Regions from separate parts of the Mus musculus genome. Here region 1 is linked to region 2. The links are chromatin loops, found by intact Hi-C in ENCODE. Cell type or tissue: left cerebral cortex. All regions are shown on one strand. Each heading gives the region's core, and the rest is flanking DNA. Links, peaks and the distances in the headings are about the cores only.

Evidence for each region. Peaks named below come from ENCODE experiments on the same cell type or tissue, not always from the same donor. Only the 100,000 strongest peaks of a DNase experiment are listed, where the experiment ranks them.
Region 1: a loop joins it to region 2, with 2.1 times the contacts of the local background. A loop is called at or near these places in 2 of 42 quality-filtered maps.

The regions. Positions count from the first base shown.
Region 1 is chr6:127,210,388-127,226,509 of GRCm38, forward strand. 9330179D12Rik (RIKEN cDNA 9330179D12 gene) reads left to right here. Exons shown (of 3, transcript NR_040274.1): 3 at 1,113-2,032. Among named protein-coding and RNA genes, the nearest start is that of Ccnd2, 67 kb to the left of the region's middle. In left cerebral cortex, for the core only: a CTCF peak has its summit at 6,904; a DNase peak (open chromatin) is centred at 8,942; H3K4me3 peaks cover 363 bases.
Region 2 is chr6:127,139,299-127,155,420 of GRCm38, forward strand. It overlaps Ccnd2 (cyclin D2), which reads right to left and starts at 11,750. Exons shown (of 5, transcript NM_009829.3): 1 at 11,284-11,750; 2 at 9,366-9,581; 3 at 6,725-6,884. The coding sequence starts at 11,475. It overlaps 9330179D12Rik (RIKEN cDNA 9330179D12 gene), which reads left to right and starts at 10,091. Exons shown (of 3, transcript NR_040274.1): 1 at 10,091-10,265. In left cerebral cortex, for the core only: CTCF peaks have their summits at 8,579 (motif pointing right), 9,860 and 12,423; DNase peaks (open chromatin) are centred at 8,580, 9,502, 9,871, 10,157 and 5 more places; H3K4me3 peaks cover 3,636 bases; H3K27ac peaks cover 3,343 bases.

The sequences.
Region 1 (16,122 bases), core at 2,801-10,800, 69 kb after region 2:
AAGAGCGAGGGTTACTTGAGGCAGCCCAGATGGAGGGTCTTGTAAACAGGCCGGAGGCAAAAAGATGGGGTTGATAGATAAGCTGGCCCAAACCCCTACCCCTCTCTCTATACTCTGCCCCATACTGACATCAATCTGTATCCTCTGCCATGATTTAAGGATCATGCAGTGGTGAGAACCTTTCAAAGTAAGTTCAACCCCAGGACCCCATCCCATCACAGAGGTGAGGCACTGTCTAAACAATACCACTTGAAAGATGGGTCTCTGCTCTCTGTAAGGGAATGCTCAGAGGCCCCCTCTTTGTAAAGGGTTCAAGAAGTCCCTTTAATCTTTGTCTGTTTCTTTTAAGCAGTTTTAAGGGGACTTCTCTCGTGAAAGACAGACACTGCTGTCTGCTTCCTATACATGTGCAAGAAAAAAAGGCCTCCCTTTCCCCTCTCCCAATTGGGCATTCTTGCAGATAGCTGCTCACTTACTCATTTATGATATGGAACAGTGTAAGCTTGGCTGAAAACACCACTGTCCATGCATTTAAGTCCTACAGGAGAAAAGGCAGACAGATCTCTGAGCATGTAGGCATATTGTACAGAATTAAAGGAAAGCCAGACAGAGGACCAGTCTTTGATGTTAGCCACAGTTCAGGTGCTACTTTCATTCTTAAAATTGTGTGTGTGTGTGTGTGTGTGTGTGTGTGTGTGTGTGTGTGTGTGTGTGCACATAACTGAAGTGTCCTGGAAAAGCTATGCCGGAGTTGAGGATTCTGTAGACTGATTAGAGCTTTGTGACTGGAGTGAGTGGGAATGATACAGATCAGAAGCCAAGATTGTAGAGAGCTGTTTTTAGCCTCCTTTATAACCTGACCTTTTGACTATCAGGTCAAACCTTTGGTGTGTGCTAATTAAATAAGTTATTAACAGACCTATTGCTTCCATTAACCAGACCACCTAATGTCCCTAATATGTGTGGTGAATGCATTGACTGTCTTTGTTCTTTGACTATGAACAGTTTAAGTCTGTTTGGAATGTGTCACTTGGAGCAACTTAAACCCATGCTCCTAGGACATGGTCACACATATCTGGCTCTGAACACATTCTCTTTTATTTCTCTTGCAGTGAGAACTGTGCTGTTGCATCCTCAGGCAAATGATTTCTTCTGTAAATGTCTTCTTGACATGTTTATGAAGAGACATCCTCAGAGCCAAACTGCCTTCATTTTCATCAGATCTGTTTGCAAGAGATAGTCATAGCTGACCATGTTAACTGTGACCTACTTTTATATAAGGGGCACAGTGCATCATGGGACCTTCACATGAGTATCCAGGCAGCCCTCCAAGCCATCTGTATGAAAATCTAATTGTACAAAGCCTCAAGGAGTCTGTGATGGCTAATCTTGGTTGTCAACTTGAAGACATCTAGAATCAACTGAATCCCAAGCAGCTAGGTGTTGAGAAATTTTCATGATCGAATCATCTGAGGTCAGAAGACTCACTCTAAAGCTGGGCTACACCTTTTGATGGCATCCCGCATAAAAGCACATGGAATAAGGAAAGCTTTGATTTTTGCCTGCTTGTCCTCACTCTTACTGGCAAGTTCATCTAGTCTGCTGCTGTGGCATTCTTTCACTGGTGTTAGAACCTACTTCTTCATGACTGAAGACTAGCTAAGGTATCCAGCCATGTGGACTGAATAACTACTAAATTTATGGCCTTTTTTTTTTTTTGGAGCAAGAGATATTCATTGTTGGACTAGACAGACAACAGCCTGTTAGCCACTCTAATAAATTACCTTTAGTATAATATTCTTTCTATCAGTTCTGTTTCTTTAGAGATCCCTGATTAATACAGAGAGGCTGGAGTATATAGATGAGAAAAGGACTAGGGCAGGAAGCTCCATCTATGTAGCCTCAGGGAAGTTATCAGCCATACTGGGTACAGATCATTCAGTGTGGCTTAAGGCTACCCATATGACTACCTGTAACACCTCACCCATTGCTATGTAATAAGCCTAATAAAGTCGTTGGTTTCCAGGATGAATTTGGCTGAAATCTACTTTGGTTTGGGTTGAGGTTCTTAGGGAAGGGGTAGGTGGTGTTTACAGCTCATCCTCAGGGAAGGAATTTTAACAACATGTATGTAATGTGTCTGGAACATTATACACTATAAACAAATGATAATGACAACAATTTTGATTGAAGTTGTTCACAACCCATTTCTCAACTGGTCATTATTGTACACATGCTTCTAATACAATTGGATAGTTAGAACACAAGTGTTCAAATACAGGAAGTATTTATAACAAGATGAAGATTAACATAACAGGCAGCACTCCATAGTTGGAACTTCAAATGCAAGACAGAGTCAACCACTTCTCTTGTTGCTGTGACCAAACACCAGACAGAAGCAATTTAAAGGAAGAAAGCTTTACTCTGGCTCATGGTTCAGGGGATAGATGGAATAAAGGAACATATATAAAAAGAAGTTAAAAAACAAAACATTGTAGATCTGAGTTATTGCACCATTACTGATAATGAGGTGAGGTGACATGTTTGGCCAGTCTCAATTGTGGGGAACAAATATTAGTAATATATACCCTTTGTCACAGAATAACATTTTGGCTGGTGAGGGACCATGTGCATGAAAAATTCCTTGCTGACTGGTGAAGCTGGGGGTAACAAAAGACAGACTACATAATTCACATCATGTGGCCACACTTGGTTCTGCAAATGCTATGCCCACCAGCTCCATGGGACTGTAGCATACATAGTTATGTATGGTGGGCCCTGGTTCAATATCTTGTACTGCATAAACCAGGCATGGTAGAGCACTTGAGAGCTCGAGGCAAGAGGATCAGAAGTTTAAGATCATCCTTGGTCACACAGCAAGTCTAAAGGAAAGAAATACCTACTGAGGCATCTCTAAGGAATGTGTTTCTTTTCTTACACAAATGGCCATAGTGACCATACACTTGAAGAGCTTGTTGGGTCCAAGTCCTTCACAGATACTTCCTGTTTTTAAAGTTCATAACTTAAGATTCTGTCTTCAGATAGATATTTATTCTCTCAGGACTCTAACTGAGGGAGTCGAAGACTAAAGTGGGCATGCAAATGTCCTGTGGTCACACAATTCACAAGTGACAGAGAGGTTTGAACCACATCTGATGTTCAATTCTTAAACTGCCACCTGCACAGAGCCTGAGTCAAATCGCAGCCATGGTTGGATCGTTTGTAAAGCCTTCATTTCTACTGTGATTTGTCTTTGCCATTGGACTTACTTTTAAATGCTCCAGCTATGCTGATTAGGTAGTTTACATCATTGATGTTCCTGTGAGGCACAGTTCCCTTTATCAGATTTATATTCTCATAGAATGTTCTTACCCTTTTCCAAGCTTGATCTCTTCTTCTGTCTAGCACTTGAGGTCACTTCATATTACATAAATGATCAATCTATTTATCAAGATCGGGTCCACTGCCCAACTTGGAGGAGAGGTCTTTGAAACAGGACTGTTATCTGTCTTGCTCTTCACAGCTCGGCACATTCCTGGGCACAAACTGGGTATTTGATCAACATATGCTGGTCAGATAAATCACTAATTAATGGCAGGGAGAGGTTTGCAATCATTTCCAAGCATCATTCTGTCTATGGAACAGCTGACTGCATTAAATGGATGCCTGTTGCTTTCTTCCTGGACCAGCATGTGGAACATTGCAACACAAAGCTTAACTGGATCTGGTAGGGGAAGGGCAGGGCTGTCTTACGTGTGCATTGACAATTCCATCAACGATCAAAGCAAGCACAGTGGTAGAAAAAAACTGTGTTCAAAAAATGGATAGATAGATAGGTAGATAGATAGATAGATAGATAGATAGATAGATAGATAGATAGATAATAGGTAGATAGACGATAGGTAGATAAATAGATAATAGATAGATGATAGATATAGATAGATAGATGATAGATACTTAGATGATAGATAGACAGACAGACAGACAGACAGACAAATAGAAGCCCAGGTGGTGATGGTGTACTTAGGAGGCAGAGGCCGGAGGATATCTCTGTGAGTTCAAGGCAAGTCTGATCTACAAAGTCTGATCTGGAGTTTTGACAGCTAGAGTGGTAACATAGAGAAACCCTATCTGAAAGAATAAAAGACTATGAATAAGAATAAGAAAAGGAGGAGGAAGAGGAGAAGGAAAAAAGAGAAAATAAAAGAAAAAAGAAAAATCGACTGTGTTGTCAGTCAAACCGGCCCAGTATCGGAATCCATGGTGGCATTTTGAAAAAATAAATCTTGTTAGTGGCTTCAATTCTTCCCCTGTCTTTCCAGCTCTCTCTTAGCACATCTGGAGCTTCTGAAGGCAGGAACCTCATTTCTGTCATATCTAGCATTCCAGCCTCAGGTCTCTTTCAGACGACCCAGGTGTGCATGGAAGGCACTGATGAGTTGTACTCAGTCTTGCTCTTATGTGTGGTGGGTGCCCTTCACTGAGTCAACCACCAGATCCCAGATAGCTCCCAAGGATGGGTGGCTCCAGGTAGAGGTCTTTGAGGGCCAAAGCTTTCTGCTTTGTGATTTATCTATGCAGGGCCAGAAGGTGGGAGGAGAGGAGGGAGGCCATATCTGGCAGAGGGATGCAGGTACCAGAACCCCGCCCTACCAGCAGCAATGATGGAAATCCTGCCTCATATAAATTCTGCTGAAAGAGAGATTGGGTGTGGGTTGGGAGCTACAGATTAGAAAGGAAAAGGATTACAGTAGTATTCAAACTAAGTTTGAGCCCCGCCCCCCCAAATGAGTCCCCTTGACAAACTCCAGCTTAAAAACCTCCTCTGCAGAATGGAGACTACCTTCCTTTCCAGGTCCCCACCAAGTGAGCTGATGTTGTGGGTGCTGAGACAAGCTCTGTGTCTAACTCAGAGTCATTACTGGCTTACATTACAATCCACACACTGCTGTTCTGAAGATGGCATTACTTGGGGGACAGCAGGAGACCCCCCAAAACCTGAGACCACTTCCTCCCCCAGCTCTGAGCCAGCAGGATGCTTGACATTCCAGCTGCTGGCCTCCACTGAGGACTGGTTTACACAGCAGATGTTATCTTCGGGTCTTTAATGGCACTCATTTAGGTTATTAACACCTTAGCTCTAATCAGATTAACCTCTGTTTGAAAAGAAGTCTTGGGACCCTGGAAATCTAGAGGAAGAAAAGTAAAGATCAGAGGTTCCCACCACGGGGAGGTCCTTAACCCTTGTGTGGCCTTACAGAATCCTGGATGAAGAGGGCTGTGAACTTGTGAGCCCCTGCAGCAGCCCCTTCTGTGGGTGCAGGAGCCAGAGGATGCTGACTCGGGTGAGCGGCTCTGTGCGTGGTGAGTGCTGGGGCTGCTGGGATAAGGGCACCTGTATTTATTTATATGTGAAGCCCTAAAGGTGTTTATAGGGCTTCGGTCATCCTGCCTTCCTCTATCTAAAGACAGAAAAATCCCAGCTAGCCTCTTGGGAATGCTGAAGCTCTGAGAAGGAAGGCTTTGTATGAGGGAGTCTTTCCCTAATAAATACATTTTAGTTTTTGTAGCAGTTCTGTCTTTATAAGAAAAAAAGTTGATAGGGGTGCAGGGAGTTCATATATGTGACCCTGCCCCCAAGGTGTCCCTGTTACTAATTAGCATCTCTCTCTTTTTTTTTTCATTAGTGTACACTCATTGTGCAAATCAATGGGTTTCATTATTACGTTCTCATGCATATATGCCAGGTACTCTGATCATATCCACCCTCTAACTACCCTTCCCCGTCCTCCGGTCCCCTCCCCACTCCTGTAGGTCTCCTTCCTGTCTCTAAGAGTCTTCTGCTTTCAACTCTTTAAAAAAAAGTCTAGATTCTCCACGTGAGAGGCATGACTTGTTTCATGAGGAGACATCCATTTTCTTGTAAATGACAGGATTCGGTGCTTTTTACTATCTGGGTAATATCCCATTGCAGATGAACAGCCACACTTTCTTTATGGTTTGTCTGATGATGACATCGTAACTGGCTATTGTGAATCATGGCTGTGTAAGTGTCTCTGTAGGGTGCTGACTTAGAGTCCTTCAGGTGTGTGCCCAGGAGTGTATGTATTAGGTGTCATAGTAGGTAGTTTCAGGTTTCTGAGGAATGCCCCGGGGGCTCATTTCCATAGTGGCTGCATCAGTTTTATCATTGCCAGCAGTGGGGAAGGCTTCTTTCTGCTTTCCTGCCATCATGGTAAGCATTTGCTGGCTTCTTTTCTTGGTGGCCTTTCATTCCCACCTGCGTTGGTATAATGTGTTGCAAATGAACAGACTCAGATACCTTGTCATTCCCAGCCGCTGGTCAGTCACTGTGTGGTTAACTCTGAGTTTTGCCTAGTGTTCCCTTGTACATTATCACAACTTCACCGACATGCGTCACCCAGATTAGCGTCTCTACACTGGCGGTCTTCTGGAACACAAAAGCTGGGTTGGTCATGTGGAGTTGGGCTCCCAGTGAGGAGAGAGTGTTTTAGGAGATGGCCAGGTGGTTTGTGCTCCCAACACAAACTGCTCCATTAGAGGGAAGGTTTTGATTGTGGGCGAGAGTGAGAAAAGACCCAGAGGCATCTGGAGGAGTCCGGAGCAGAGAGAAAAGCTGTCTGCACAGGACCAGAGCTGGGGAAGTGAGAGGGAGCAGTGGAGAGAGCAAGAGAGAGCATACAGGCAAAGTGTGTAGAGAGAGTAGTGAGAAAAGCAGGCAGGCGTGGGTACAGGCACAGGCACAGGCACAGGCGAGGGCTTGGGTGAGGTATGGAAGAGGGCATAGGGTGGGGCTCAGGGTGGACGAATCCTAGATTATAATGGGAGCAAGTAGCTGGTGGAAAGGATGGTTTGGGGCCTAACAGTGGAGCTCCTCAGTGTCTGGCAATAGCACCCCTAGCCTCTGGAGGAAGGGCTATGCAGTTTCTTTACTTGCTGTGTTGTTGTTCTTGTTCTTGTTGTTGGTGGTGATGGTGGTGGTTTTGTTCTGCTTCTTTTGTGTATACATTTTCCCTCTTCTGGTTTCAAAATGAGGGGTGGGGAGATCCTTTGTTTTTGTTTTTGTTTTTGTTTTTTTTTACAGGAATTTTAAGAAAGCTTATTTTACTTTATGGGTATGAACGATTTGCCTGCATGTATGTGAGCGTGCACCACGTGGGTGCCTGCTGCCCTTGGAAGTTTGAAAATGAAATCAGTTCTCCTGTAACTGAAGTTAGAGATGGTTGTGAAGCACCATATGGGTGTTGGGAACTGAACCCGCTCCTCTCCAAGAGCAACAAGTGCTCTTAACCATGGAACCAACTCTCCAGCCCCTGTCAGCAGCTCCTAACTTATCTATAGAAATTGTTAAAAGGCATCTCAACTCTTTGGTCCCAACCTCATTCAATTCTATCAGTTTTCCTAGAAGAAACAAATCCCAGCTCAGGCCCAAGCTGAGATTTGTTTAGCATTATCTAGGTGAAAAGCCACTGTCCTAGAGGGGTGTCTGTAGTGACAGAGGGGTGTATGGAGAGATCTAGAGAGCTGGGCCTCCTTTGAGGGATCCCACTGCAGGGCAGGATGAATCCTGGGTGTCTCTCCTGGGGGCAGACGGTCTTATGGAAGGTCTCATCTGCTGGGGACTGTCCTGTTGGGCAGGTTGAAGACCCAAGAGTACTGGTATGAGTTATGAAACTTTTTATCAAGACTGTGACAAAACGCCCGACAGAATGACAGGGGACAAAAGGCCCATTTTGGTTTATGGCTCTGAAGATTTCAGTCCACTGTAGTGGAGCCAGAAAAGAAGCAGATGCTGATACAGGAAGCCAGGAGCCATAAGTCCCTAAGGCTCCATGCCAGGATGACTGATTTCCTCCAGCCATGTCCCACCTCCTAAAGGTTCCACAACATCCCACAAACAGCCGCTAGCTGGGACAAAGCGTTCAGACACCTGAACCTGTGGAGAGCATTTCACCTTTAAAGGACAGCAGCAGAAGCACAGGATTACATGACAGTGACAGTCCACCTTGTGTTCTGAAATAAAATCTCTTACTGGGATCTGGCTTCATGCATTAGACTAGGCTGTCCGGCAAGCTCCAGGGATTCTCCGGTCTCTGTTGTCCCAGCCCAGGGATCACAGACACCAGCCACAGCTTTTTATGTGGTGCTAGAGATTCGAACTCAGGTCCTCATGCCTGCACTTTACAGGCGGTTCTACCCATGGAGCCATCTCCTCAGCCACAGCAGGTCTGTGTTCCGAAACACTGGACAGCGATCGAGATGAAAGGGAGAAGCCCATACCTTTTAGAACTCAGGGCCTTGTTCCAAATCAGCATAAACTGTGGAGCCGATGGCACAGCTCAATGGTAGAATGTGTGTCTAGCAAGCGGAAGGTTGTAAATTCAAGCCCCAAACCTCTCCTACCCATCCCCCACCAAAAAGAAAAAAAGAAAGAAACAGAGAAAGGGGGGAAATTGAAAATCCACAGGCTAGCTGGAGCACAGGTGCGGGTCAGGAGGGACACCCGGCAGCAGCAACAGAAACGGGTCCTTCTGTTGTTCTGTAACATTCAGGATGGGTATGAACATTGCTGACATGGGGAAAAAAATCTCCAGGGTGTTGTTAAGTGGAAAATGTCAGTACCAAAGCAACTTGGAGGAGGAGATTCTCTTTATGTAAATAAAAAACAAGCACTAAAAATAGTCAGAGATGCACACATTTGAGAGAAAATGTTGAGAGCAGACGTCAGAGAGAAGGAGGGGGCCCCTGGGAGGGGATCAGCCTGGAAGTATCTGGGATGGGGCAGAGACTCTGGACCATTTCCCCCACATCTCATTCTCCCTCCTCCGAAAGCACTTACGATGAACACATGGTTCTATAATGTGAACATAATGAAAATGTGCTTGCTTTGTCATGAGACGTGAAATCCCTCTGGAGCCAAATTCTGGGCGTGGGAGAGTCGTGTGAGCGTTTGCCACATACTCGTTCTGAGCCTCAGTCTCCGCATCCCTGACCAAGGGATGATGGTATTTTATGCTCTATTATTGGACTGGGGTAATATTCAAAGAACGGAGATCTCTTGCCTGGGTGTTGGTAAAATACTCGGAATTGATGAGAGCAGACATTTTGCTGAATTCGGGTTTTACTGAGTACACATGGAAATGACTTACTTCGCAGGGATTCCTGTTGAGAAAGAATGAAAGTGAGCAACTCGGAAAGCACAGCAAAGACAACACTGTAGTGAGTGGGCGTAAGGGAATGACCACACCTCCCGTTTGTAGACCACACCTGCCTCTGCTTCCTTCTTGCAGAGATCCCTTTATTAAATGCATAAGAAGCAAAGGATGTGTATGTCTTGACCCCCAACACTTCAGAACATGACTCCATTTGCAAGTAGGGGGACTGTAGGTAGAATTAGCTGAGACCATTGCTGGTGTAGGGTTTTTGTTGTTTTTTTTAATATTTATTTATTTTATACATATGAATGTTTGCCTGCACATATGTCTGTGCACCACATTCTTGCCTGGGGCGCTCAGAGGCCAGAAATGGGCACTGGATTTCCTAGAAATGGAATTGGAGATGGTTGTGAACCATCTTGTAGGTGCTGGGAATTGAATCCCAGTCTCGTGAGAGAGCAGTATGTGATCCTAGCTGTTGAGCATCTTTCCAGCCCAGTGGTCTTAATGTAATACTATTGGTAGCTGGGAAAGAAGAAGAGAGGAAGAAGAGACAGACGCATAGGGCAGGGTGCTGTGCAGCTGGTGAGGGAGAGGAGAGCTCACTGAGGTGAGCAAGGTTGAGGATTCTCAGCAAATCACCAAAGACAGGAAGAAACAAGGATAGTGCATCCCTCCCTGAGAGGTTCAGGAGGATGTATCCCTGTCACACCTCCCTTTTGGACTTTTGGCTTTCAAAACTGGGAGGAAAGAGGTGTCTGTCTTTTGTGCGTATGTGTGTGTGTGTGTGTTGGGGGGCGATCATGCATACAAGTTTGTAGTATACGTGCACGTGTGTGTGTGTGTGTGTGTGTGTGTGTGTGTGTGTATCCATCTTAGTACTTTCTTTTTGTTATGCCTGCCTCTGCCTCCCAAATACTGGGATTAAACACCACCACACCTAGCCCATGAGTATGAATTTTTATTTTATGTGTGCAAGTAAGTCTTTTGCTTGCAGATGTGTGTTAGGATAAGCTGGGGGTAACTTTGCATGACTTGGTGGAGGGGGGCTAGTTATACAGTCAAACCATGCAACATGTCTGATGTAAGAGGTTTATTAGGGGTGGGGGAAGAGTGAAAGGCCTTCTCAGAGTGGGGACACGAGAGACAGAGACAGAGACAAACAGAGAGACAGAACATTGACAGAAAAAGCAATCTAGGGTAGCTGGGGCCTTTTTAAAGGGACCCTGACACTTTGCAACCATAGCCACAGTGGAAATGTGCTCCTGGCAGCAGTGGGTGATGACCCAAGCTGCTGCCTCTGAATTCCTGAAAGGCCAGTCAGTCCAGTGAGTCGGGCAGAGAACCTAGTTTACACCAATATGCATACCCATCACGAGTGTGTCTGTGTTCAAGCCAGTCGGATGAGGGAGTCAGAGTCCACTGCAACTGAGGTTACAGATGGCTCTGAGCCACCATGTGGGTGCTGGGAACTCAACTGAGGTCTTCTGCAAGGACAATATGTGTCTTCAACTTCTGAGCCATTGCTCCAGACCTACCTTGTTTATTTGTTCATTCATTCATTCATTCATTCATCCATCGTTCATTCAGAGACCGTGTCTCTCATTACACCCATTTATTCAACTAGGCCAGTGAACTCCAGGGATCCTCATTAGTCATAGATGCCTGGTTATGGAGACTCTGCACAAGCATTCATTAAATCTACTCTCTGGACTATAAGGTCCAAAGTGACAATGCTGGATAGTTTTATGTCAACTTGACACAGACTAAAGTCATTTGAGAGGAGAGAAGCTCAGTTAGGAAAGTGCCTCAGGCTGTAGGAAAGCCTGTAGGGCCTTTTCTTAGTAAGTAATGAATGGAGGAAGACCCAGCCCATTGTGGGTGCTGCCATCCCTGGACTGGTGATTCTGAGTTCTATAAACAAGCTGAGCAAGCCAGAGGGAGCAAGGCAGTAGGCAGCACCTCTCCACAGCCTCTGCATCAGCCTCTGCCTTCAGGTTCCAGCCTTGTTTGAGTTCCTGCCCTGACTTCCTTCAATGATGGACTGTCATGTGAAAGCGTAAGCCAAAAAACCCATTTCCTCCCCAGGATGCTTTGGTTATAGTGTTTTCATCACAGCGATAGTAACCTTACCTTAACTAAGGCAATGACTCCAGTAAGGTAAAAATTTGGGTTGTATGTTCATGCCTTTGATTGTGATTCTCCAGCTGTCTGAGATCTCTCACTCCCTGTTTCCCACAGAGCAGAGGGGGCCACACACCTTCCTAGATAACTTGTTTGTCTTCAGCTCCACCACTTAGTGTTTCTCCTGGCATGAGGTTCCACTTTGACTGGGAAATGTCCCTCACGGTCTCACTGGTTCAAAGTTTGGTCTCCAGCTGGGAATACTGTTTTAGGAGATGGTGGCACCATTAGTAGATGTAGTAGGACTACTGGTGGTAGAGTTTCACTGAGGGATGGGTAGAGGGTGTCACTGTGGGTAATGGTGTCATCGGGGTGTACTAAAGGCAGGGGTGTCACGGAGAGTAGTAGGGTACCAATGGCAGCAGGGCTTTGAAGCTTTCAGTCCAGCTTCTTCCACTTCCTGGTTTGGTATCTTGAGAACAGCTGGTCACTGAGTGCTTCCACGGACTGGTTCCTGCGACCATGCCTTCTTCACCACCACAGACTGAAGTCACTGGCAACCAGCAGCCACAGTGAACCTTTCCCGCCTGAAATCACTTCTGTCAGGCATTTTGTAAGAAACGAGAAGAACAGTCACCTCTGTGTCTCTCCTTCTAGATCTCAGAGCGAATAAGTCAGAACTCCAGCCCCTTTCTCCAGTAGGCTTGGGCAAGAGATGCTGGGTACTCCTGGTGCACATTTGCACCAACACAGTCTCTCTAGAGTCACAAAACCAAGAGCCAGGAAACAATCAGAAGACTGCACTAGAATGCACTTTGGGATGGGAGGTGGTCTACATGCATAGGGTACTAAAAGCTAGGTAGTGTGAAGACACTCCCCTTTACATTCCTCCCTCCTGGCTTTTTTCTTCAAAGACAACCAATTTCCTCCTCCTCTTCCTCCTCCTCCTCTTTCTCTTCCTCCTCTTCCTTTTCCTCCTCCTCCTCCTCCTCTTCTTCTTTCTCCTCCTCCTCTTTCCCCATATCTTGCTTTTCACTTGACAAAGTACTTTACCGTATTTTCTGTTCCCTCCCACGTCTCTGTTAATGAGGATTCTTGCCACACTGCCTAGCCTGACTTTGAACACCTGTACGCAGCAGTTCTTGTTTCAGTCTGTATGCTTACCCATGCACTGGGCTTGGCTCATCCATGTAATGCAGGATGTCACATTTCATGAATGTAAACTGCAAACAGATTTACAGAATAGATGCCTAGAAATGAGATAGCTTATTCAAAGGGTAGTAGAGTTTGTAATTTAGATAGTTTGGAGAAAGGTGTTTATCAATAAATAAAATGATTGAAGCAGATATGGTGGTGCATGCCTACAATCCCAAACATGCAGAAGGCCCAGGAAGATGATGAGTCTAAGGCCAGCCTGGGCTACACCGTGAGACCCTATCATCCCAAATGCATCCAGTTTGTCATCTCATCAACAGTGTCTGAATGTCTGTGCCCACATCACTATAAGCGGGTTATCAAATCTAAGACAAAAGGTTGAAATTTTCAACCTTCTATAATAGAAGGTGGTGTTCTTATAGCTTTAGATGTCCTTTCTTTCCTGAGAAATGGAATTAGCATCTTTTTCACAAGTTCAAGTGCTTTTAGATTCACATTTTCATGTTTTTATTGGCATATATTACACATACCAATGGGTGTCATTGTGAATGTATGCATGCATTTGGTCACATTTAATCACTGTCTTCTCTTGTCTCCCTCCTATTCCTGTTGCTCTGCTTTCCAACTAAGTCCCCTTCTGCTTTCATATCTTTAAAAGATGCTTTTAACAACTCAATGAGTTCCATTTGGGTTGCAGGGAGGAGAGATTCTTTATAGGCGTGTGGGTGACTTGCCCGTAGCTTCCGCACTGAAGAAAACCTCTGTCCTCCTAGCAACCATCAACTGCTTATAGATCTTCATGGAGATCTCTGAGTTCCTCCTCATTCCACAGTAGGATGCTGACATGACCAATCTTGAACAACAATCACAGCTCTGTGAGTTCAAGAGTGCTGTGGCCAAGTCATATCCAGAAGTCCCACAACACCCCAGCTCTCATATTCTGTCTGTGCTCTCTTCTACAATATTCTTTGAACCTCAGAAACCATAATGTAGATGCACTGTTTATAGGTGAGCATTAAGTAATCACTTATTCTCAGCACTCAGATCAGTTATGAGTCCATGCAGTTACCTCTGTCCACTGTGGGGGAAAAAAAAGGTTTGCTGACCGTACGGAAACAAACGTAATTATTTCAAAGGCAATCTCCATGGTTCATTTAACAAAACAGCAGCTGTAGATTCCCTGTTAGACTCCCAACCATGGGCTTCTGCCCAGGTTTATTCTGCCAGATGCAAATTCTGTCCTGTGGAGCGGGCTTCAGTTCTAATCAGAAGGCAATTCTTCTGCCATAGCTGACTTGGAAACATTGCACCAATGGTCACAACTTACCTGGCCAGGCAGTCATGCAGCATGGCTTCTCTTTTCTCTTAACTGTCCCCATTTTAACACCCCCGTTAGGTTATTGGGTTTTTTCTCTTTATTAGTTGTATCATTTTATATATTAAGTCTTAAAATATAAACCTTAGTAATTAAGGAAAGTAGCATTTGTCTATCGTGAGTTCAAATCCCCAGTCATTGTATATATCTTGGCTTTTTGCCGGGTAATAATTATTATTCCTAATAATAATGTATTAATTATAACTAACAATAACATTTAATGTATTATAGTAATAATCAATATATTAATAAATGATTATTATTATTTTGCTTTATACATATTGTACAAACGTTTTGTAGACTAAAACTCACTAACCTACCATCATTTCACATGAGATTGTGAAAGAGTTCTAACATCTACTTTGATTAAGAAGTTTATGATTTCATTTAAATCTTTCAGAGGTCAGAATCTTTCTTGGAGTTGCTGACACAGGTGTAACGACGGCTGTTGTTTCTTGCCTGTGAACTAACACTATCCAAGCCATGTGCAGCATTCTCTTGTGCCCCTGAATCTGCTTCTGGGTTTTTCCACTGGCTCTGCATGGTCTTTACAGTCACAGTGCTCTCATTATCAAGGAGTTACAATCAGTTTTTAAACCTGGTACTTTTAGCCTTCCTCGTTACTCTAACCCCCCCCCCCAATTTCCTGGTTATTCTTGATAATTTTTCCACATGAATTTTAATACTAGTTATTTAGTTCCCTCCAGAATGTCCTTTTGGTATTTTTATTGGGATCATATGAAATTTATAGGTCCCCTATTTTTGACAACTTTATAATGATAAGAATCTAAAAACGAGGCAAATTTTAGCATTGTTAGGCCTTTGTGTCCTTCAGTTGCATTAAAATTGCAAACTATAAATCCTGTATACTTCTTGTTACGTTTACACAAGAGTTTTATTTTTGTTGCTATTTTAATTGGGATCTTTCCTTTGTTATAGCTTCTAATCAGCTGTTTTTGTAGATCTGAGTGCTGTTTGATTTCCATATATAAATGAAATTTATTAAAATCTCTGTGTGTTTATAATGCCTTTAGTTTGTCCTTTTATTCCCAGAAAATTCCAGAAGGCTGCAAAGTCTAGTTATGGTCATATCCAGTGAGAACTGGATTGTGTGCAGCTGAGAGCTAAGAATAGTTTTTGTAGCATTAAGGTTGGAATCAGTTGAACAACACCGACTTAGTAGGTGTGAGACCCTGTGTTTTATCCTCAACAGTATGAAAACAAGAATCCATAAATATCAGTAAGTAAAAGGATTAAATTAAGTATGGTGGTACAGGACTGTTATCCCACCATACTGAAACCTGGGGCTGGAGGATTACAAGCTTGAGGCCAGGCCAGCTACATAGCACGATCATACGATCATATCTCAAAAGAGAACAGCAACACGAAAGAGGAGGCAAGAGGAGGAGGAGGGGGAGAAGGAGGAAGAGGAGGAGGATGAGAGGAGAAGAGAGGAGAGAGAGAGAGAGAGAGAGAGAGAGAGAGAGAGAGAGAGAGAGAGAGAGAGAGAACACCTGTATCTAGTGGTACATATCTGTAATTTCAGCTATTTAGGAGACTGAGCTAGGAAGTTTATAAGTTCAAGGCCAACCTGGGCTCCAGAGTGAGCTCAAGTTCAGGTGGCCAGTGCAAAACCTTCTCTTAAAACTTAAAAGTCAGAAAAAACAAAGAAAAGGGTATTTCTCGGTGGTAGAGTACTTGCCTGGCATGCCTAAGGCTCTAGTGCTGCCATAAAACAATATTGCTTAAAAAAAAAAAAAAAAGACTTGATGGAGAGATGGCTCAGTGGTTAAAGAGCACTGGCTACTTTTCCAGAGGATGTGAGTTCAGTTCCCAGAATCCTCACGGTGTTCACTATAACTCTAATTCTGGGGATATGACACCCTGGGTATACATGTGACATACATTCTCAGATACACACATACGGACATATAAATTGAAAAAAGAAAAAGCAGTCTTTTCTTTTTAGGAAAGGACACGTGATAGAGATTTCAGGCTAACTCCAGAGTTGCTCTCCAATGCATCCCTGACTATCTTCCCCTAGCACTGGAGACTAGGCAGGCCCTGGCACAACTCACCTATGTGTCACCGTCCTTTTTAAATATGGTCTTCCTACCTACACCACAGATTCTTTCCCAATGGTTCTCTAGGCTGCAACCAGAGCAGTCCTCTTAAACAGAAACTTGATCGCATTTACAACCCTCCAGTGGCCTCCACTGCCAGTTGGTCTCCTTAATAAGTCTGAACATTTTCCTCATTCGCTGGCTCCCATCTCTGCCTACGGCTACCCAC
Region 2 (16,122 bases), core at 4,917-12,916:
CCCAGTGCTCGCCAGACAGCTGATGCGCAGAAGCTGGAAGGCGCAGACCTGCTGCCCCTAGAACCCCTGGATCCACAGCCACTGTCTCCCTTGACTCCCTCCTTCCACAGGAAGCCCTTATTGACTTGTCAACTGTAGATATTCTCAAAGACACAGAGGCAGGAGAGAAAGGGTGCCTATCTGAGTACACAGCTAGTCATCCGGGGCTCTGAGTCCCAGACACTCTGTGCCCAGACAACTACTCAAGAAGTCAACACATGCCTGGAACCTTTTAGTGAGATGATTAAAACATGTTATCTTCCATGGCTGAGGAGTTGACTCAGTGGCTAGAGTACTTATTCCATCCTCAGAGGACCCAGGTTTGATTTTCAGCATTCACATGAACTGTCTACAACTCCGATCTCAAGGCATCTGATACCTTCTTCCGGTCTCCACAGTCATCAGGCATATGGTATGCATACATACGTGCGTTTTGCATGTTTGTGCATGTAAGCTAAATGTAGAAGCAGAATAAGGTGAGTTGGCTTAATTCTCTTGAGTCTCAACTTTTAACCCTATTTTAAGGATCTTCAGAACGTTAGGGCCGAGGACAGGGCTTTTCTCAAACACTAAAGACTAACAAATTCTAACCACACTTGTATTTTTCTAAGAGTTAAGACAGGGGATTCACCTTAAATAGTAGGGGCAACCTGGGACCTTAAACTCATTCACCGCTGAGTGATTCTCTAAGGGGATCCATGGAACTGTGATCCATGAACTGCTGGTTTCAATGCAGAGGAGAATCCTGCCAACTGCTAACATGCATGCATTGCGTGTGATATCTGTTTAACACACAAAGCCACCATGGAGGGTGACGTTGTGGATGGAATGAAACCTGGGAACTGTCAAGTTGATCTTGTCTTTGCCCCTGCCTTGGGGCTCACAGATTAAGGAGTTGACAGTGTCACCATCGAGTGGCAGCTGTGAAATGGGGTCCACTTTCCAGTGAATGATCTCTAGTTGTACCAAGACACCAGTAAGTCCAGTGGAGACTGAAGGCAGAGCACAGAGGGACACATGAGTCACACATCAGCTCAGAGTGAGAATCCTGGGCTGAACACGGCACGCTCAGAGCAACCTGGACTCTTCCCCTCTCTTCGGGCAATGCCCTCTTGCAGCAGAGCATCACAGAGAGGCTTTTACAATGGAGAGAGAGCCAGTACCTCAGCATTGTACCTCAGCATCGTGATTCGACTGTTCTTAGACACCCCACAAATCAGCGAACCACACACACTCCCCTGCTCACCTGGGCTCAATCCCAGGAGCCAGGTAGGCCTGGCCATCTGTCTGTCTCCTTGGCTTTGTTCCTTCCACCGCTCATCACTTTCACTTTGAGGGCCATATACTATGGGATTTCACCCAACTCCTTCTGGCTGCTGACCCCTGCCTATGTCTTCTCTATCCTGGCTGATGTGATGAAGCCAACCTCCCTCCCTGGCTCTTGATGTGTTGTAAGTCTCCCCGATATGGGTTACAGGAGACATTCTCTATCTAATAAACTTGTTAGCTGCTGTGTGTGGCATTCATAGTGTAGATGAGGTAGCCAGCCCATGGCCCTGGGCCCACAGAGGCCCTGGGTGAGAGCACCTGTCAGTGACAGGGCACTGAAGTGCTCTCAGAGTTCCCCCCCTCGTGCTGGGGCATCAGATAGGGAGTTCACCCAACATTCCTGCAGAACTTTGAAGTCACACTGCTAACAAAACCAACTCAGGGTTAGCATGTGGAGCCAGAAGGGGTGTGCGGCTTGACCTGGGGTGCAGGTGTCAGGCCGGGGAGGGGGTATTTACCTCTTCCCTTATTAAGTACTGAAAGAAGTCCTTCTTGGGCAGAGTCTGACTGGCTCTTTATTCCATGCTCCAGTACGCACATCTACTCCTTCCCCAGTGGAAAAACAGGTGCTCCCAAGAAGTAGCAGTTTCTTATGGCTGGGTAGCCAGTTTACTACCCAGCAGTACAACCCAGTTTGGTGTGTCATACTTGGCTTCATTTACACTCTATGGGTATCTTTGAAAGGAATTTTTCTGACCTACAAATTTGCTGGGTGGTAGTGGCACTCAGGGGGCAGAAGCAGGAAGATCTCAGAGTTCAAGACCAGCCTGGTCTACAGAGTGAGTTCCAGGACAGCCAGGGCTATACAGAGAAACCCTATCTTGAAAAACAACATCAAAAGTACTAATTTACCTTTTTTTTTTCCCACCGTGCTATCCTGAGGATTAGTTACAAGAGCCGATGCTATTAACTCACGCATAGAACCTGGCTCAGGGTAAACCTTAGATGCCAGACATCGGTCACCCACGCTCCCAACCCTCACCCTGCTTGCCACCAGTCCACATTGACTCTGGTGTGGTTCACCCAGAGCCTGGAAGCTCCTATGAGGAGCCTCAGGCCTGACCTTCTCCCTCCTGGTGGGAGCAGGCAAAGGACCCAGTACAGAGGATGGGAATCTTGGGGTGTCAGACGACTGCTCAGTGCCACTGCTCACTCACTAGGGGTGCTGGACCTCTGATTAAAGAGACCCCAATCCAGTCTGTGCTTAGAGTAACCCTCAACGTTTTCTCCTACATGCCACGAAAGGAAACATAAAAGGGCTCCTGCCCAGAAGCCAACCACATGGGCCCTAGATTCATCTGCCACCTCCTCGTGGTACCAAATATCCAGGACTCCACAGAAGCAGCTGGGTGTCTGGGGTGGCTCCCGAATCAGGAGAAGCACTCTATAACCACCAACTTGGAATCTGCACTTTAAAAAAAAAACCATGAGATTTCACTGGCCAAACTGTTCTACACTGATGGGATTTAAAAGTGGGATGCTGTGGTCCTGCCCAATGAGCTTATTAATATGGAGTAAAAGCAGGAGCCAGGAGTAGTGCTAACAAAAGGCTCCCGGAGGCTGCTTTACTCTTGTTGTCCACTAGGGGGAGGGAGATCGGTTTGTGATGGAGGAAACCCAACCAACAAGTCTGATGTCTCGGCTTCTTCCTCTCCTTCAACCTGTGGTGAGGTGCAGGTTTCAAGAACCAGACAGACCCGGGGTGCTCTTTGGACAGCAAAGGACACCCATGATGTCACTTAGCATCCATACATCTGACACCCCCCAGAAGGGTTCAGCACAACCTATCCTTTATGGTTTAAGGCAATAACTATTAATGGCGATTTAGCTTGGTGGAAGGGAGAGAAGAGAGCTGTGGCTGGAGAAAAGCTCTCATTCATCTCAGGGCCAGATGAGGCGCAAGATAGCGATATCAGTTACAGAACTTCAGCTCGACAAGCTACTCTTCCCCCCCCCCCCCCCCGCCCAGCCCTATGACTGCCCTCTAGGGGCAGCTCAGAGGCACTGTGGAAATGTGGGTCTCATTCTTCCTTCCTGGCCACCAGAGAGGCTTGGCTTACATTCTAGAACAAGAGTCAAGTCCCCAGACTTTTCAGGGCCACCACTGTCTGGAAATCAAATGAACACCTTTAAGAGAAGACTGGCTGTACCCTAGGATTCCTACCCTACCTTAGGGTTACACAGGGAGTTGGGTCCAGCAGCCACAGCAATACTCCCAATGCAAAAAGAGGCAGGTGTGGGGTATCTGTACCAAGTTTAAACTCAATACCACTGAAATCATGTGCTCAGTATGGTAAGGTTGATGGTAGCCTCCTGGTTACCCCCAGGGGGGAGGGGGTGCTTTTTGCCCTGTTTGCTGACCTGGAGCCCTCCAGGAGAGAGAAGTCCACTTCTGCCTTCTCCAGAGCCACACGTTCTGGGCTGGAGCTGCAGTTACACTCTCACCCCACCTAAAATTCCTCCACCACAAAGGCCAGCGGGGAGAGCAGCTCCAGGCAATCCCAGACCACCTCTCTCTCAGAAACCACTGTAGGCTGGATCGGAAAGGAGGACACACCTCTTTGCCCTGCCACCAACCTTACCCCAGAACCCCATAAAGGAAGACTGCTGGTCGGCCACACTCTTCCCTCCCTGGGCCCCCGGACTGCCCACGCTCTCTTCCCCTTTCACACACACATACGCTCAGCACGCCCCCTCGGAGGGACTGCCAGCTCTTTCACAATTGGCTTTTCCCTTAAACTAGCAACGTCTCCCCAGGGCTGGCTACCTACCACCTCTTCAGGGACTGCCCCCTTCCCACGCCTTTGTGAACCCTCAAAACCCTGGGCCATCCTCAGGTTCAGGGTGGAATATTCAGGACTGGAGTTAAGAGACTGAGGGTGTGAGGTGATGGGGCACACAAGAGCACCCTCCCATCTTTGGTCCTTGAGTTGCTCTGAGCCTACTATTATTCAAGGGTGCTAGTGAACTTGGGTTCGCTAGATCTTGGCCCCAGAAGCTCAACGTCCTCAAGAGCAGCAGGCCTCTGGGTTTAGGCTGTCCAGCCTACTGCCTGTCTGCTGGCCCCAACACTCCCCTCCACCACCCTTCCACACCCACATACCGGCAGGGCTCCAAAGCTTATTCACATGCAGGACCCCAAATGCAGACCAGAAGAGACATGGGGGCTTTGTGGTCAGGCCCACCCATTCCAGCCCCAGGAGGCCTGAGCACCTCCGCCACTTTCTCATCAGTCCATGCCTCTGGAGCAGTACTTGGCACATGGTTCTGACCCCTTCCCACTCTTTGGCTAAAGCTAGGTCAAGGCCCCCAACAGGCCCATCTTTCTGACTGCCCCTACCTCCCACTGGGCCTCTGCCCCTAGTCACTGAATCCCAGGCTCCATATTTGGGCCCCAAAGTTGGCAGCTGCCCCAAGGATTTGGACAAGATGGCCAAGAATGGGGGATGGGATCCCCAAGAACACAGAACGGACCTGTGGTCTATACAGAATTGGAGGAATCCATCCAAGCCCGAGTAATTCCACCTATCGCCCTACCCCCACCCCAGTGCAAGATCAGGGAGGAAGAAGTGAAAGCCTCCCCCCACCCCCCAAGACCTGTTGGTCAAAAGATAAGGTCAAAGCAGGACTCTGGCCACTGGCAGCTGGGTGATGTGGGAATTTATGAGTCCGGGGGGTTAGGTGTCCTAGGGCCAGAGAGAAAAGGCTGACTGACCCTTCCCCCACCCTGAATCACTGCAAGAGGAAAGAGACAGTTCCTAGGAAACAAAACTGCAGGTCAGTGTGGGACTGACCTCTAGAGCCCAGGCCAGTCAGCAAGAGAAGAGCAGGGAGCTGAAAGTGCTGTCCAAAGCGTAGCAAAGGCTGGGGCTTCTTATTGTCATCCTCTTCCCTGACTGTAGGAACAGCAGGGGACTCCACGAAGGAGCTGGGACACCACAAGTGTGCTACAAGGCCTGATGCAGGGCCCCGAGGGCTGCTGGACCAACGCAAACTGAGTGCGTGCACGCACTCGCGTGTGCGTGACACACACACACACACACACACACACACACACACACACACACACACCCCTCTAAAACAGGGAGATGGAATCCGGCACGCCAGTGAGAGGCTGTATCCATTTCCGCATCCACCTTAACTGGAGCCATTCTCAACATCAGTGAACTTTCGCAGGAAGCTCCAGGCTTGCTTTTCTGTGGGTCAGTTTCCCTGCCCACTCCACCAAGGCTAGGGAAGGATACATCCAAAGGCCTGTTTTGCAGATCCCAGATGAACTTCAGAGAGGTCAAACAGCCTGAGCGAGGTCACTCAGTGCTAAGTAACGAAGTCTGCCTGACCTCTGAACTTCCAACAAAGCACAGGCCCTATTGTTCATTATAGCATCAGCTATACAAACACATAATTAAATGTTACAAGGAATTAAAATGTTACACTCCACCTCCCCCCACCCCCTATCACATCAACACATTTCAACAACCCTGGATGAATTGAGCTGCACCCCACTCATGATCAATTCTTTCTTTACCTGCTAACCCTGAGGAGATGAACTTTTGACACTTGGCCCCCGAATTCCCAAGGTTCTAGGGCAGCGCTTCTCAACCTCAACCTTCCTAACGCTGTGACCCGTTAATACAGTTCCTCATACCGTGGTGACCCCCAACCATAAAACCATTCCGTTGCTACTTTGTAACTGTAATTTTGCTATTTGTGATTTCTTATGTAGATATATGATATGCAGGATATCTGATATGCAGGATATCTGATACGTAAGCCCTGTGGGATGTATCGACCCACAGGTTGAGAAATGTTGTGCTAGGGTCTTCTACCCAGGTGTGAAGCCAATAAAGCTATGTATCAAAAATCCTCTCCAGAGCTCAGAATAAACGGATCTTTGCTTAAAGGTTCACTCCCTTGTCAACAGGAAACAGCAAGAAGGCAATAAACCAGCTCCACGGTGAAGGAATTCCTTCCCCCTTATCAGGGCGGGCACCATGTTTATCTTGTCGTTGGTCCTTTAACCTATATTTGCCCCCACCTTCCTTAAATTCCCTTTAGGGCTTATCTCCAAGCCGTCCTTTTCCTCAAAAGATTAAAGATTTAAACACAACCAGAGAGCAGTATCTATAATCTTCAAAGGGCACTTTAGACACCATAAACAATATTTTAGCAGGCACCGACTCCCTTCCCCTTACCATACTTGCCCTCATAAAGAACTTACGAGTGAAGCAGAGAGAGAAAATGTTCTAGTTCCGAGAAAGCACGAGCGAGGCTCCAGGCTGGCTTACTCAGACTTGCCTAGACACCCAACCCCACCTCCCATGGCCCCGTGGAAGCCCCGTGAGCCCCCTCTCACCGGTAGCGCACAGAGCGATGAAGGTCTGCGCATGCTTGCGGATCAGGGACAGCTTCTCCTTTTGCTGGGGCAGCTTGCGAAGGATGTGCTCAATGAAGTCGTGAGGGGTGACTGCGGCCAGGTTCCACTTCAGCTTACCCAACACTACCAGTTCCCACTCCTGCAAAGGGTGGGAGGAAGAGGGCAGAGCTCTAAGAATCCATAGACTGACTCCAGGCCCGGGTTGGGGGCTGGGTTCCCGGCCAGCTCTGAAGATGCTCCTTAAGGCTCCACTGCAGCCTCATCTGTCACTGTGCCCCTCATGCTTTGAAGTTGCTCCTGGCTCTTCTTGGGCTAAAAAAAAGTCAGGCTCCACTGAAAATAATGAGAGGCCAGGTAACTACTGCCAAGACCAGCCTTTACTCTAGTTTTCTTCCTACCTCACCCCTACCCCTGACTCCACAAAATGTTCTTGCCTGCCCACTCAGAAAGGTGGGCCTATAGTAAGATCTAGCTAAGGCCACTGTGGTGCTGCGGTGAGAATTTGTTGGCTAAGTCTCTTTACTCCTCATGGAAAAAAATGATGCTTACAGATGCAGAATAGCAGAAGCCTCCTTGGCCCAACTCCTTGGCAGCCAGTTCGCTGGCCTTTCCTTGTGGGGGAAGAGTATCATTTTCCCTCTCTGCTGCCAACACCTTCCCCTTTGACACACCATGAAGAAGTCTTGGGATATGACACTCACCCTTTCACCTAAATCTTCACTGGCCTTTGTCTTCATGGCTAAAGGGCCTGAGGTGGTCACTTGTGACTCCATTTTGCACACTATGATTTGGGGCAATGTGGAGGTGCTTAAACAGGGTCAGCCCATGTACTGGGCTGTAACGGTCTCTTTTAGGGGGCTCCACTGCACCCCACTAGTAGGCTACTTTGTGCCTCTCCTTTTGTAAAATAAACATGGGGAATAATGTTCAAATGAACTGGACTAAATATAATAATACCCCAAAGAGATGCACACCTGGAAGTGCATGTCTGGGATTCTACCTCTTTAAGGCTAGAAGTTTGAGGCTAGCTTGAAATTATGCAAAGGTCCCAATTTTTGTTTGTTTTGGTTTCGTTGGGGGGGGGGGTGCAAACAAAAGGAAATGATCCTGGTCAATCAGTAGGATTCAAAAGCGCAGGATGCTACTACTGCCGGGCAGTGACTGACTCTTCAGTTCACCTGGCTCCATCTGCTAAACTTGGGGACCGGCTATAAAGCCCCTGTCAGCTGGACCAGCTATGGTGTTTCCTGGAGCAAGCTCCCCTCACGTGTAAAATAGGAAGGTTCTTCTAGGGTGCATAACTTATGGATGGGAGGAGATGGGAAGCTGGCACACTTTATTTGGAGAATTGAGTTAGCTTTGCCGGTCCTGGAAAAATTAGGGTGTCTTGAAAAATACCTCCAGTCCTCCAGCACACCAGACACATAGAAGATTCTTTTTCATGTTTTGTTTTGTTTTGTTTTTTTCTTTTTGAATAGACAAGCTGGCCTCCAATTCTAATCTTATTTTTTTTTCCTCCCCACAAGCTTTCAAGTCTGCCTGGGTTTTTTGCAGGAAGTTAGGATAAAAAAAAAAAAATTCCTTAACTACGTAAAAATCAGAAATGGCTTGAATCCCAAACCCTTCCTTCTTCCAGGGCAATGTGAGCACAAACTCGTCCTCTGGCACCATTATTGAAAGAAGCAGATCTTCCAGAAGAAAGCACCTTTAGGGGCCTCTTACACCAAACCAGAAGCAGCTGAAATCTGGCAGTGTTTCAAAGGTGAAGTCATTCAGGCCCCTCTTTGCGTTCTAGGCAATTCCTCCCCCAGCCTTGCACATGTCTGCCACTAGGTGGCAGCACAGACCCAGAAAGGACGGCTCCTCACAAAGGGCTCAGTTCAAGAAGCCAGTCTTTGCCCAGGAGATTAAGCAGGCCCAGGCAATGGCAGCAAGGGGGAGGGAGTCGATAGAGGGGGTGGTCTTCTTTCACCAGTGCAAGGTGTGCAAACCACTGTAAAAGAGAGCTGCAGAACCTTCAGTGTGTGGCATTAACATGGGGGTAGGGGGAAGTGCATGAGAAAAAAAAAGGTAGATGGTTGGGAGAAAACCAAGACAGGACCCCCTGGGGACTGTATCCAGGTCACTGTGCCTTTTGGAGCTGAACTCTCATGCTTCAGATCCACCAATAGAAAGGCAGATGTTGATTTTGCATCCAAGTTAATATGTTCATACTTAGTGCTTTGTTGGTACTTAGTGATCAGCTACTATGTTTGTCCATGAGACTTTATTGGTCTTTAAGACATTACCTGTTACACCTCCAGGGTCTTGGGAAACAACACAAACTAGAATGTGAGAAATCAGACCGTGTTCTCAGGGTTCAGTGGAAATCTGGACCTTAATTATAACATCATTAACTAGAATATTCTATTTATGCCCCCCCCCCACCCACACACACAACAGAATTTCACCCTCATGAATTTCCATGAGGCACTGATAGCTTTGCTCACTCCCTGATGTGGGAAGACTAGCTCTCTCCTACTAAAGGACATCTTTTTTTTTTTTCTTACAGTCTTGGTTAGTGTGGCGGCCTTAGTGTGATGGGGAAGGGCAGAGTCAGGAGCAGGGAGGGCGGCATTACCAGCAGCTCCTGGGGCTTCACAGAGTTGTCGGTGTAAATGCACAGCTTTTCCGCAGTCAGCGGGATGGTCTCTTTCAGCTTGGAAGCTAGGAACATGCACACTGCACCCAGGAGCTGAAGATGGGTCTTAGGAGTCGGGACTCCAGCCAAGAAACGGTCCAGGTAATTCATGGCCAGAGGAAAGACCTCTTCTTCACACTTTTGTTCCTCACAGACCTACAATCAAGAGTGGGGTAGGGTCCGAGGGGGATAGGGAAAAATTAGTATCAGAAACAGAGGGAAAAGAAAAATAAAAGCATAATCTGAGATAACAAAAAGAATTTTTTATGTGTGTGTGGGGAGGGGGAGGAGAGTAGAAAGGATAGTAAGAATAGAGATGAGAACGGTGGGGTAAATCCGAAGGGCTCCTGGGGTTCGGGTATTCCCGCAAAGCTGAAAAAGGTGATGAACTAAAACCTCCACAAACCCCAAGGCAAAGCCCAGAGCCGCCGCCGCCTGCCGTTCCCTCTGGCTCACTTCTCAGCACACCAACTCACTCTTTTTTGGATTTCGTCATCTTTTCAAAAAATCAATAAAAATATTCTGGAAGCTCCGAAAGTCTACTTCTTGGTCTCGTTCGGATCCTCAGATCCTATTCTACCATTCCCGACAATTGAAAAAAATGTCCAGGGTGGTCTCGGCGGTCCAGGGGCCGCTGTTCGGTGGGTGGGTGGAGGAGAGAGGGGGAGGGAGGAGGAGGAAGCGCGCCTCGGCCGGCCGCCGCAGTTGGAGTCGGAGCAGGGGGGAGCAGTTTCAAAAAATTATTAAAAATCGAGGGAAAATCCTAGAAACGCTCTGTGGGCCTGAAAACCCCAGAGAGGTCCCAGGCTCCCTGGAAAAGAGGTTTCGGGTGTCCGTAAGGTCGGTATCTCCACCCCAGGGGCTCTAGATCTCAGTGGGGGAAACTTGCGGAGTGTTCGGCTGCGGCCCACAAGGGCAGTAGCTAGGAAGGCTGTGCCTGCTGGGGGTTGGGTGAGACGAAACCAGGGAACCCCCCTCCAGGAGGCATGCGGGACTCTGACCTCTCATTTGGGGGTGCCCCCTAGCCTGCTCTACACACCTCCTCCCCCGCTTCCTACCCCACCCAAATCTGCGCGCTCAAGAAGCAGCCAAACTGTAAGTAACCTTGGTGAACCGAGGGCTGGGGAAGAGGGCACGATCAGAAAGAGGGTGCCCAGGATCATGGGGTGCTGAGAGGGGGTGGGGGCGCCGGCGAATGTTGCCAGTCCTTGTAAATGGAGTTTGCAAAGCAACATGGCGAAACCACGGCAGGTCCAGAGCTGTGCATACGTGGGCACCCTGCTCTCTCGGCAAAGATTGCAAGCAAGGCTAAAGCAGCGGTTCTTTCAGATTGCCCTAAACGCACGTTTTTTTCAGTATGACTTCCGGGGCTCTCCTGAATTCCCTGTTTCTCCCCCACCCCCACCTCCTGCCAAAGTGCCAACGCGGAGTCCTAAGGCTCAGACGGTTTGCCCCAACCCTGAGAGTCGGGGGCGGGGGGGGGCTCTTTATATGTTGGTATGGATTGTTAGGTCGCAACACCCTCTGGGGCCTCACTGAAGGCAGCCGGGGTTGCTTCCACACCACAGGTCAGAAATGGAGATGGGAAGACGAGGAAGCCACATGCAGGCACACGCGCGGGATGCCAACCCCCCGGGGGGGGGAGGACATCCTCACTCACCCAAGTTTTCCTCCACTAGTTAATCTAGCAAGGGACAGAATTAGCGTCTCGCCCAAGGGTGCGGGGCTACCTCGCGCACGAGCGGGGGAGGCCAGCGCAGGGGTAGTTCTCCCGCAGTTTTTAGGATCTCTGCGTGTTGGAGGTAGGGATGGAGCGGCTGGGCTTGCCTCTCCCTGAGAGCGTCGCCCGCACACCTACCTCTAGCATCCAGGTGGCCACCATCCTGCGCATGTACGGTTGGATGTCCTTCTGCACGCACTTGAAATAGGAACACTGCGGGAGGTAGCGCTCCTCGATGGTCAACAGGTTCTGCAGAACGCGGTCTTCCAGCAGGTTGCGGTCCGGCACGGCCCTGCGGACCGGGTCCACCTCGCAGCACAGCAGCTCCATAGCCAGCCGGCCACCACTCGGTCCCGACTGTAAATTTTTTTTATTATTATTATTTTTTGGAGGTGCGGGGGGGTCGGGGAGTGCTTCCCTTACCTCCTTCCTTTGGCTGAATGGGAGATTTGGGAGAGGAAAGAAATGGCAAAGAGAGAGAGGGAGAGAGAGAGAGAAGAGTGGAAGGTGGGCGAGCGGAGCCTCAAGGGCCGCCTGACTCGCACCGGTCCTTCCCTCCGAACTGCCCGGCTCTCCTCAGCTCGCTCTCCTCTCTCGCTCAGGCAGTGACGCAAGCTGGAAGGGCAGTTAGATCTCCTCCCCCTCTCAGGTTCCTCCTCCCCCTTTCCTCCCCTCCTCTAGCGTCCCTCCCCTCCTTTCAATCTTTCCCTCCCTCTCCCCCCCCCCTTCCCTCTTGTTATTAAGGAGCACAGCAGCTGGCCTGACCAAACTTCAAACACGATCCCCGCTCCCCACCCCCAACCCCTCTCCCTACTTCTCCGAGGCCCTCTCCCCATCCAGCCCCGCATGCTAGGGGCCTCGGATAGGGGAACCCACAAACCCCATGGATTCCTATTGATTATCCTTTCTGACATTCTGTAGGCATACCATGGGGGCATAAAGGGTGTGTACGTGTGTGCTCTCTAACTTCGGAGGCTTGCAATGTGATCAGAAAAACAGCCCATTATTCAAGATTCAGGTAGATAGATTTACCATGTGGATGAGTTCAGATAACTTAGAAGTAGACCCCTAAATGAGGAACAAGGAAAGGCTTATTTGAGAAAATTGCAACCTCGCCAAACCAGGGATAAAGGTTATGCCCCTCAAGCTTAGACTCCTGATAACTTTCAAGCTGTTGTCCGCCCCGAGCCACGTGCGTGGAGAGGAAGAGGAGGAAGGGGTGGATGTTGGAGAAAGGGGTGCTTCTTAAGCCTAGTAGAATATGACCCTCCTGCAGAAACCTTTCTGTTCTTGGGGGCGCCATTGGGCAACGCGGCCAGCCTCTCAGAGCGGCCCCAGACCGGGGGCAGGGCTAGCAGCGGTTCCTCCGCGGGCCTCGGCCACGCAGGAAAAACCCGCTTCCTCGCCCCTGCATCTGCTGACAAGCCGCCCTAGGTGTCTGCGCGGAGCGTGGCCACATTGATACAGCTTTCTAGGAAATGGCTCGGGAGGGGCCAGGGAGGGGGAGAGGGAGGGTTTAGGTTTGGCTCTCCCTGCGCCAGCAAGGCCACCCTTCCTTTCCCCGGGGGCTCCTGAGTCCTGCACCCCTCAATCCCCGACCCCGTGGGGTCTCGCGCCTCATCCTTCCGCCAGGATTTTGGGGTCGGCTCTGACATGTGCTCTAAAGCATCCTGTGGTCAAGGCTGTTGGTAGAGGGGGACACGTTGGCGTTTCCTCACCTCCTTCCTGCTCCCACCCTGCCTTTAACTATATTAAAGGAGGGAGGAAGGGGCGAGGAACCACTGGCCCCCGCATGGTGGCCACGCTGGCACGTGCAGATAGCATGGCGTGGGTTGCACCTCTCTGGGCACACGGGGGGGGGCACTGAGTCCCTCCTTCCTTAAGAAGGGGGGATGATCAGGGACGCTTAAGGCTAGCGGAGGCTGAGGCTGGGGGGGGGAGGGGGTGGCACGCTGTGGGAGCACCACCCGTGGGCTCTCGGAAAGGCCCGGGAGGGGAGGCAATAAAGCCGAGGTGCAAGCGATTAACTCCAGCCCTGGGCCAGCCCCTTTAAACGAGGGTGGGGCGGAAGGGGTGGGCGGGGGGAGGGGATATCACTTTAAAAGGGTGAGTATGAGTTTGGGGCGCCGTCTCCCCTCCCTCTATTTGCATAGCCAATAGCTCTGGGGCTCCTGCTACTGCGCGCTGATTGTTACCGGGCAGATTACTTTTTTTTTTTAAAGTAGGAAGCCTTCTCCGCTACATCAAAAGGAAGCCCGGGAAGGGCGGAGGGAGAGCGGGGACCCGGGCGGGCTAGGCCCGCACAGGGGCCTGGGCTCCTCGGACCCTATCAATGGCAGCGGGAATTAGTATCCAATCTACTGCATGTAAAGAAAGGGGAGGGAAGGGGCGGGCGAGGAAAATGTGTAATTGCAATGGAAGCCATTAGCTTTCGGAGGTGGGTGGGGGAGAACTCATTGAAAAACTCAAGTTGCGAACTTAAGACGGAACCGTCCTGCGCCCAAGGTGACGCTTGTCTAGTGCACTCTGTCCATCACCTGTGGGGTTTAATCAAGATGGGTTTCCCGAATAGAGGTCTCGGTGTTATCCTGCACAGATATATGAATTTATGCTTTATGACCCCATAAAGCAATTACTCAAAATTTCCCCAGGGCCACCTCCAAGGAGCAGATCTGACACTGCTCCTGCAGAGGGGCACAAAGTACGGGGCGTCAGAGCTGTACTGAGGTATTCATCTACCTCAACAGAGAAGCTGGGCGGCGGGGGGGGGGGGTAGGGGGGGCGGCATCCTTTTATTCCCCCACACCACTCGAAGGCTAGTCTCCTCCGCATCTCCAGTGAAGACAGCATCCGGAGCTCGGGGGCGGAAAAGAGGCGGGTGGTCGTCGTCGGGGCTAGCCCACCCGGAGGATAAAGTCTGGGTGGCAGGTTCTCCCAGAGCCAGCGGAGGGCCCCTCGCCTCTTCCATCCCCCACTCTTGGCTTTGCAGTGAAATTCCAGCGGGGAGGGGATCTTGGGGGTGGGAGAGGTGGCCTGAGGCTGGGAGGGCTGCGGAGGAGGGGGGAAGAGGGTCGCTGGACGGAGGCCCCTCTGTCTGGAGATGGGAAAGTTAAAGCGCGTCCTGCAGGAGAGGCCCTCTGCGTCAGCTTCCCCATCCTCCTCCCCCTCCTACTAATGAGGGTTCCCGAAGGTGAACGTCGCTGCGAGTCCGCACGTGGGGTGCGGCGTGAGAGGGTGCGGAGGTTGGCAGCACGTCCCTGGAGAGGTTGGGACTGGGACTGTGTTTTCTCTGTCGGTTGCCACTCTGACCACGTGTTGAAAAATCTTCATTTCTTTTTTTCCCTTTCTTTTCTTTCTTCTTTTTTTAAATAAAAAGTGCGCCAGCTAGCACATGGGAAAAGCCGGTATGCCTTAGGGGCAAGTGTACTTATTTCCTTGCGTGTGGACTCGGGTGTGCAGAAGCACGAGTGTGCTCTGCTGCGGGGGTGGCGCCAGGATTAATAAGAGCTCTTTCTCCCCACCACTACTTTTTTTTTAAACCCCCGAAGGTGGAAAGATCCTTTACTGGGTAGGACCCAGGTAGAGTGATAAACTTCAGCCAAATACGAGTTTTCCCGAACTTCCATCCCTCCAGGACGTGCCCCCTCCCGTCTCCCTCCCTCTTGCGCCTAGCAGTTTCGGTTGGAAAGTGTACAAAGCCTGTAGGTGTAAGGTGCAGCCGGGTGTTGGGTGTTTATAGGCATATTTCTGCAGGAACCTGCCACCTAGGCACACATTCTAACAAGCTCACCTGGCGGATACCAGCCAGCCAGGTGACCCTGAGGACGCTCCAACCCGGCGTGCTGCTGGTTCGGATCCCGTCACCTCGGAGCAGGGACATCTCCGTCCAGGAACTGGGGGTCATCGCCTCTTCCCTGGCTCCCCGGAAGAATAGAGCACTGTTCGTGTTACTTCATGGACAAATGGGTGGTCAGGCAATCAAACCTCCCAGACCCGATGGTTGCTTAAGGAAGAAAAGGCTCAGAAAGATTAGTGGGGGAAGACATGAAAACCCGGTTTAAACTGCAAGAAAGGGGAGGGGGTGGGGCAGAGTTGAGAAATGAAGAGCCCAGGCTGGAGGCTCCCACACCGGGACCAAGCGGCCTAAAGTGCAAAAAGCATACTCAGGAGCCACCCGACAGCAGACCTGTGAACCCAATCTCCCAGGTTGTGCATCGTAGCGACCCTCGGGTGGGTGTCGGTGCGGACCCAGGTAGAGCCCTCGTGGCAGAGGATAAGCTGGGAATGGATTCAGAAGCCAGGGCCTGCAGGCGGCTCACCCACCTCGCATCTCCCCCTTGGATTAAAAAAAAAAAAAAGTTAAAGACCCAAACTTCCCGTCTTCCTGTCTGATTCAACTTCAGGACACGCCTCACCCGGCCGAAAATAGCCCTGGAAACTCATTTGCTCTTTAAAAGTGAATTTGCCAGCAAAATCTAGGGTAGGGTGGGGGGCGTCGGGCGGGCGGCGTCGGGGGTCCTGGTCCCTCCCCGGGGAGCCGGGGGTGGGGACTGTGGGCCAATGGAACCACGCCTCTGCTTGGGGAGCCAACACGCTGCTTTTTCGCGGAATTTTGACGTCACCCACATGTGGGGGAAGGGGCTGGGAGAGCGAGAGGAAGCGGCGGGGGAGGGGGCGGCGCAGCCGGTCGTGCGGTGGCTGCCCAACCGCTGGCTGGGTCCCGGATCTCTAAACACCCAGTGCCCCGGTCCGAGTTGCGCCCCAGCGGCAAAGCTCCGCTCTCTGTTCCCAGGCATCCTTCACCCCCCCAATGGTTTCCCCCTCCCTACACACTTATTTATATTTATATATATATATTTTTACTTTGACATGGAGACCCGCCGTTTGCTCCAGAAAAGGCTGGTTTCTTTAGTTTGCGGTCCAGTTCTTCTGGTCCCAGAGATCCGTCCCAGTATCGCGATTGCTGGTGGCGAGGGC